Linked DNA regions of Homo sapiens: region 2 is linked to region 1. A link is a contact called in ENCODE Hi-C or POLR2A ChIA-PET data. All regions are on one chromosome and are shown on one strand. Each heading gives the region's core, a stretch centred on a gene start or an enhancer-like site at or near the end of the contact. The rest is flanking DNA. Distances are from core to core; before and after follow the strand shown. Region 1 has its middle 17 kb from the start of LINC02771. Region 2 holds the start of LINC02773 (long intergenic non-protein coding RNA 2773).

Region 1 (3,836 bases), core at 939-3,438:
GGTGGGTGCAGCTATTTCAGAGTAGCCTGATCAGCCAGGCTGCTGCTGTCTTTTCCCTGTGTGTGAGCCAGGCTTTTGCTCCCCTGCTGTCCCCCCGCCCCCTTGGCTGCAGTTACCTCTACCCTGTCCTTGCCTCTCCCAGCTGAAGCCTACTTCCTGCCTCACTGCCCCTGCCCCTGCCTCTTGTCCAAGTCGGTGCTGATGGTCATTGCAATAGCGGCACTGGGCTAGCATGAGCCAGGTGCTGGCATGCCATGTTTGCGGCTTAATTTATTCTCTTCAAGGTGGTACTAACATTTGGTTGGGTCTTAGGAAGCATAAGTAACTTGCAAGGGAAACTACACCTCTGACAACTGAGAGGTGCTGGAGCTGAGATTCCAAGGCAAGTCTTCCTTCCAGCCTGGCCACTTTCCATTCTGCCCTGTTGTGCTTCAAGATCGAGCCTTCCAGGGAGCTCCACCCCAGGGCCATTGGAATTAGGATGTGGCATGCCGAGCTGGTGGCAGAGACTCTAAAATCATAGCCAGGGAAGGTACCTGGAGGTCCTGTGGAGAGAGACTCTACTTCTGTGTGTGTGTGTGTGTGTATGTGTGTGTCTGTCTGTCTCTCTGTCTCCCAGGCTGGAGTGCAATGGTGCAAACTGCAACCTCTGCCTCCTGGGTTCAAGTGATTCTCCTGCCTCAGCCTCCCAAGTAGCTGGGATTACAGGCACCTGCCACCACACCCGGCTAATTTTTTTACTTTTAGTAAAGACAGAGTTTCACTATGTTGGCCAGGGTGGTCTTGAACTCCTGATCTCAAGTAATCCTCCTGCCTCGGCCTGCCAAAGTGCTGGGATTGTAGGCATGTGCCACTACACCTGGCCTTGTTTTGCTTTTTTTTTTTTTTTTTTTTTTTAACACATAGTTTAATCCTTTAGTTAACAAGTATTTCTTGTGCTCTAGTCTTCACAGAATTCTGTGGTGAACAAGACCTGCTGTCATTTGAGAGAGGCTCTCTCGGACTAAGGATGTGTGATACAGGCTCAGGGTACTAAGCCCCATGGCATCACCCAGAGGGAGGTCGTGGGACCCAGGCCCACCTGTGGGAGCTCAGAGCCTGCTGGTGGCAGCTGCAAGCCACCCCAAAGATAGGAGAGGTCATAGTGGCTGTGGTGGCCGGTGATGCCCACCTGGAGGCCATGTGAGCTGTGGCTGGGACTCCCTTGTCTAATCTCCCCCATATTTCTGGATTTGGCCTCCACATTGAGGAATCTCTTACTACTCAGGATCCCTGAAATACATCTGTTGCCTTCCTGCCTGAGCCCTCTCACTTCTTCCCCTTTCCCGTTTATCCATGACCCTCCCCTTAACTGTCACTCATAACCTCTGTCTGATTCACACCACTGCACTCTCTCTGCCATTCCTTCAAAGATCAAGCAGTTTCCTTCTGTTAAACAAAATGTATGGGAGGCCATTATTTGGACTGACCTCCTGCATTAGGGTCCAACAGACCCATCCAAAATGGAGTCACTCACACTAAGGTTCCGCACCACGAAACCAAAAACGAAGCTGTTTACTTGGATCTGAGCTTCTGAGAAATCAGGAGAGAGTTGATAGTCATATCCCATTAGGCTAACAAGATCCTCAATAAGGAAAGTAACTTTGAAACGGCCAATCTGCATCTTATTTCTTGTTTTGGCTTTCTTCAGCCTTTTCTGCCTATAAGCTCAGCCCTTAGCTCAGCTCATGGGAGTTCCTTTTTATTTTGTAGACTGGATACTGCCCAGTTCATGAATTGCTAATAAAGGCAAACTAGACCTTTACAGCTCAATTTATTGAAATTTTGTTATTTGATACGTCCCACAATTTAACAATTGCACCTGATTTCACATATCCATTAATCAACAAAGGAGATGCATATTTCTTGCTTATTATATGTCCAGCACTGCCCTAGGTCCTGGTTTTGGGGTGAGGTGGGAGGAAGGATCGATTAAAATAAATGCAGGAACCTGCTCTGCTCTTAAGGGTCCCCAAAGAGGAGAGCAGTGGGCTGAGTTGCAAAGTGGTTTCTCTAGGACCAGGAGCTGTGGAGATCCACAGGGATCCCAGCCACAGAGTCCCCAGCAAGGCAGGCTTGGGGTAGGAGCTTGCTGAAGGGTGTTGGTTTTTTCTTGGACACTTCTGTCCTGGTCCGACCCACCAGCAGCTGCCTGCATGGGACGACAGTGCCCCCTGGTGGTCAATTCCGGGAACTCTCCAGCAGCTGTTTTGTAAAGCCCAGAGGATTAAGCTCCCTCAAGAACTTCTATTTTTGGTTCCCAGTATTTCCATAATGAAATGCTAACAGAAGCAGCCAAATGGCTTCCCAAAGGACCTGAAAGCTGCACTGCCGAACTCCTGTGTTCTCCAGCTCTCTGCTTCCCAGGGGTCAGATCTGCTGTTGGTTCTCAGGGGCAGTTCTCTGTTCCATACGGTTTAATTAAAGGGTCCCAGGGAGAGCAACTATATGTTTGCCTTGCCGAGTCTGACCTCAGGCTGTGTGCACATTCAGAGTGACGTGTTGGAAAGAACACTGGATCCAGGATCAGGAGGCTCATCCCACGCCAGCCGCTAAGTAGCTGTGAGATAATAATTTCAATAATAGCTACATTTTATTCAGTATTTACTCTGAGCCAGACATTGCACCAAGAGCTTCACATACATTGTTGACTTTGATCCTCACAACAAGCCTGTGAGATTGATACTGCTGTCATCTCCAGAAATCGAGGCAGAGAGAAGTCAAGTAACTTGGCCAAGATCATACAGTATGTGGCAGAGTTAGGACTTGAGTTCATGTTTCTGGGCATCCACTATGCTACACTGAACTGTGGAACTCAAAGAATCGGAAACTAGTGGTAGTGTCCAGACACTGATGTTTTTAAATGTTCCCCAGGTGATGGTGATGTGGAGCCACCTTTGTAATCTATAGGGTCCCACCAGCTATAACACTCAATGAGCCCCATGCCTTCCAAGAAGCAGAGGTGAAGTTGGGATGAGGGGAGAAGCCTGGGTTCAGGCCCTAATCTCCATGGATGTACAGGGCTGAACAGAGTCACAAGCACAGCAGAAACACCATGATGGCAGAGCAGTCATCCTGCCTGCTGTCCTCTTTATCTGGAGATGGTTTGTAGGACAGGAGAGCAATTGCCTTCCACAACATTCCTCAGAGTTCGTTATGTCGCATACACCCCAATCTACAGATCCATCACCTGTCCATTTATCTCAATGCCTCTAGAGCCATTTTCTATTTTTTAATAGATTCATTTGACAAACACTTGAGACTTATGATGTGCCAGGCCCTGAGTCTGCAGGGGTGGAAGAAGCTGGCATGGCCCCACTCTTGTGAGTTGGCAATCTAGAGGAGGAGATAGACAGACAGCACATTTTGGAAAAAAAAAAAGCACACTGTGACACATGCTCTGAACGACACAGCAATGCACAGTGGTGGAAAACAATAGGAGAGCAGAGGGACCTAATAAGACAGAATGAGCTGGGATTAAGCAGAGACCAGAAGAATGTGTTTAGTGTGTGCCTCCTGTTGGTAAATGAGCTCTGTTGTGTTCACTACACACTGGGCAGTTTGGTGCAGAGCTTGCTTTTCCCTGGGCCTCTACTGGAGTCCCCTCCAGGAGACATGGGGTGGCTGCTGTTGACATTTTCTCCCTGAAAGCCCAGGTATCTCTCCAGAGATGGAGAACTCTGAGCTTCCTTTTTACAGAAAGGACTCAAACTGGTGGCTGTTTGGGGATGGGACGATGATGGGTGATGTTTGAGGCCGGAGTTTCAGAATCAGAAAAGTCTCTGTAGTCAAGGCCT
Region 2 (3,836 bases), core at 913-3,412, 210 kb after region 1:
TCTCACACCAGTTAGAATGGCGATCATTAAAAAGTCAGGAAACAACAGGTGCTGGAGAGGATGTGGAGAAATAGGAACACTTACACTGTTGGTGGGACTGTAAACTAGTTCAACCATCGTGGAAGTCAGTGTGGCAATTCCTCAGGGATCTAGAACTAGAAATACCATTTGACCCAGCCATCCCATTACTGGGTATATACCCAAAGGATTATAAATCATGCTGCTATAAAGACACATGCACACGTATGTTTATTGCGGCACTATTCACAATAGCAAAGACTTGGAACCAACCCAAATGTCCAACAATAACAGAATGGATTAAGAAAATGTGGCACATATACACCATGGAATACTATGCAGCCATAAAAAAATGATGAGTTCATGTCCTTTGTAGGGACATGGATGAAGCTGGAAACCATCATTCTCAGCAAACTATCGCAAGGACAAAAAACCAAACACCGCATGTTCTCACTCATAGGTGGGAATTGAACAATGAGAACACGTGGACACAGGAAGGGGAACATCACACACTGGGGCCTATTGTGGGGTGGGGGGAGGGGGGAGGGATAGCATTTGGAGATATACCTAATGTTAAATGATGAGTTACTGGGTGCAACAAACCAACATGGCACATGTATACATATGTAACAAACCTGCACGTTGTGCACGTGTACCCTAAAACTTAAAGTATAATAAAAAAATTCATTGCAGATCTAGTATGTGCCAGATTAGTCCTTCTCAAAGCCTGGTTCCTGGACAGATTGCACCAACATCCCCCGAGATGCAAATTAGAAGTGCAAATAAATTATTGAGCCACACCACGGTCCTACAGCTTGAGAAACTTGAGGTGGGGCCCAGCAACTCATATTTTAATAAATCCTCAGGTGATGCTGATGCACACTAAAACCACCGTGCTAAGTGTTTTACATTAATAATCTCATTCAATTCCATACAAGCCTAAAGAGGTGGGAAGTATAATAATATCCCTGATTTACAGATGACAAACATGGGGTTTGGAGAGGTTAGTGGCCTGCTCCAGGTCCTCACCTGGTAAGGGAGCCCCAGGTCTGTGTAACCCACACCACTGCCCTCTCCCCTCACTACCTTGATGCCTCCCAGAAGTGAGATGCTTTTGTTCCAAGAGGGCTTCCTGTAGGCAGATGTGGGAGCAGGAGTCACTGGTGACACTGGAGCATTCTCCTGGGCTGATGGGTAGAATAGACAGCTATTTTTACTAGGTTTGCAAGACCAGCTGGATTGTTATCATCTATGAAACTAGGCAAACATCTAGCACTAGGACTGTCCCATTCTCGGGCTGGAGCTAAGAAGACATCGCTACTAGTTTGCAATATTCCCAGGGCACCTACCATCTGCTAAGCATGAGCTTCCGCAACATTGAGACCTGTTGTAACCACTGACAATGATGTCGCCTTCAAGGATGGATTAAGTTCCTACTACTTGAAGGCACTGTGCTAGAGGCTTTACAATATATTCTTCTCCTGGTGTTATTATGCCCTTTAACAGATAAAACCGTTGAGGCTCAGAGAGACGCGGGGACAACAGCTCTTACGCAACGGGGCAGGGTTCTGGCCTGCATACTCTAAGGATGATTTCTTCCATTATGCTATCGTTTGAGAAGACAGGAGGGAGTAGGGGAGAACGGTGGGGGCTCCCAGCAAAAGGACAAGACCCTCAGGGCCTGGGGTAGAACTGGAAGCCCACTCTTGACAATCAGTCCTTACCCAGGAGCACAGAGTCAGGGAAATCTGGTCCCAGCACCCATGCCCCCTTCCCCTCCTGGCTCCCTGACGCAGGAGAAAGCCCCCTGGGACTCACTGCGGGCCGGCGGGCACCTGTCACTGATGGGAAGAGCTCCTGTTTCCTTGCCTTGTGCCAAGAGGGCCCAAGGCAGACCTGCCAGCAGCCACGAGATGGCGCTGCGATCCAGGCGACTCCGGGCCCTGCAGCCACCCTCCCCGAGGCTGCCCCGCGGAGGACCCAAGCGGTCGTGGAGGACGCTCTCCCACTCCCCAGCTTCCCTCTTCCCTCCCTCCTCCTTCCTCGCCCCCTGGCCCTGCGAAGAGTGGAGGCCGCATCAGGGAGCCCTAGGCCCAAGGGCGGGCTAGGACTCCCCAGTGACTCCCAGGCAGCCCGGGGACAGCTGCTTCTCCCCTCCCCTGCCCTCCCTTCCTCTTTCCCTGGGCTCCTCCCCAGCCGGGCCAGCCAGTCCTGGGCCACTGCGCTCCCACAGCACAACTGAAGCAGGATCGCAACTCGCAGACTTAACGACTGCACAACTAAACATCAAAAATGAACTCTTCGTTAGAAGACATCCCTCTGCTTGAAAACGTAGCCGTCGAAGTTCCCTCTATGTGTCAAAAATAAGTTATGCGTAGGAGCCAGAGTCCCGTGCCTGGTGTCACCTCTCTTTCCCAAAATCCTCTCCCATCAAGAAAACCATGCATGTGCGTGGGTCCGCGCGCGCGCACTTGGAGAGGTAGAATTTTGAGTTGAAAATCTGAATCTACCATGAAAAATTGTGTGACACCAAGCAAGTGTTTTAAGACTCTTTGAGCCTCAATTTTCTCATCCATAAAGTGGAAATAATACCAGTAATCACTTCATGGGCTGTTGGAAAAATTAAATACATCTAAACCATTTACAGGTGCTTTAACACATAGTAAGTACTCAGTAAATATTATTTCTTTTCCTCTGACACTTATGGTGTGTGTCCATCATTTGGCATTCAATGCAGGCAGCCTTGCGTTTTTGGCTAATTTCTCCTATAGGACATCCCACCCCCAAGGGCCGTGTCTTGCATATCTGTATGTTCAGGAGCACCCAGCACAGACTCTCGCCTGGTGCATAGTAATTAGAGTGGGCCATAGTGACCACCAAAAACCACCGCCTCTGGCTTCAATTCTGCCTCCCTCCTGTCTTCTCTCAGGTGCTGGCTTCATGCACAACCCTGCTAGCGCAGCTACCTAGTGTCCTCTCCTCCACTTCTCTGCTTTGGGGCGGGTGGTGCCCAGCTTTCAGTGGTGAGACCTGTAGCCTTTTGCTCTCTGCTAGGCCAGGGAGCCCCTTCTGAGAGGGTAAGGGGGGCCAGGGTGGAAGGGGCATGGTTCTTGTTTTGTGTCCTGGAGAGAGTGTGCTCCATATAAAGCCTGCTTGAGCAGAGGAGAAGAAGCCGGCCCCGGCACCTTAGCCTTGACCCAGGTTCGTATGGTGTGGAGCCCTTGCTTCTGCTGTGATCGGGCCCAAAAGGTTAACAAGTCAGTTTGTAGAGGTCTGTGTCTGGGAGTTCTTTGGGGTTTTTATTTGTGTCTTTCCTGACTTTTCTATCTCTGAGAGTCAAGTCTTTCTTCCACATCTCTGTCTTGCACTGCAGTTCCCCAGTGCGCAATCATTCCATGTGTGTTGACGGACTGCAGGGCACATTGGCTCTGAAGGCTTTACCAAGCTGGCTCTCAGTCATATATATATTTTTTTAATTTTTGAGACAGGGTCTCACTCTGTTGCCCAGGCTGGAGTGCAGTGGCACAATCATGGCTCATAGCAGGCTCGAACTCTGGGGTTCAAGCGATCCTCCCACCTCAGTCTTCTGAGTAGTTGGGACTACAGGTGCCTGCCACCACACCTGGCTAATTTTTATTTTATATTTTAGAGATGGGGATCTCATCATGTTGCCTGGAGCTGATCTCAAACTCCTGTGCTCAATCAATCCTCCCTCCTAGGCCTCCCAAAGCGCTGGGATTGCAGGAGTGAGCCAACAAACCTGGCCTCAATCAGGTCTTTAACCGTCCAATTTATTCAATTCTGCCAGAGGGCCCCCT

What was found. Hi-C counts contacts between places; a loop is a spot of excess contacts on that map. ChIA-PET counts read pairs that join two places held with the same protein, here RNA polymerase II (POLR2A). Pooled maps may share reads with other maps.
Region 2: a loop to region 1 is called in a map of PC-9, with 4 times the contacts of the local background. The contact joins the promoter of LINC02773 here to the enhancer-like site in region 1. A Hi-C loop is called at or near these places in 2 of 168 maps with a recorded cell type or tissue (PC-9 and endometrial microvascular endothelial cells), 2 of 37 single-sample maps with no recorded cell type and 9 of 50 pooled maps. POLR2A ChIA-PET finds 5 or more read pairs at or near these places in 2 of 52 experiments (GM12878 and T-cell).

The regions. Positions count from the first base shown.
Region 1 is chr1:212,453,848-212,457,683 of GRCh38, forward strand. No RefSeq gene overlaps it. Among named protein-coding and RNA genes, the nearest start is that of LINC02771, 17 kb to the right of the region's middle. Within about 2 kb of position 2,189, at least 4 of the 41 ENCODE cell types and tissues checked have a DNase peak (open chromatin) inside an H3K27ac peak, as active enhancers do.
Region 2 is chr1:212,663,483-212,667,318 of GRCh38, forward strand. LINC02773 (long intergenic non-protein coding RNA 2773) reads right to left here and starts at 2,163. Exons shown (of 4, transcript NR_183483.1): 1 at 1,837-2,163; 2 at 1,105-1,205. RefSeq lists silencers at 1,918-2,227, 3,783-3,836.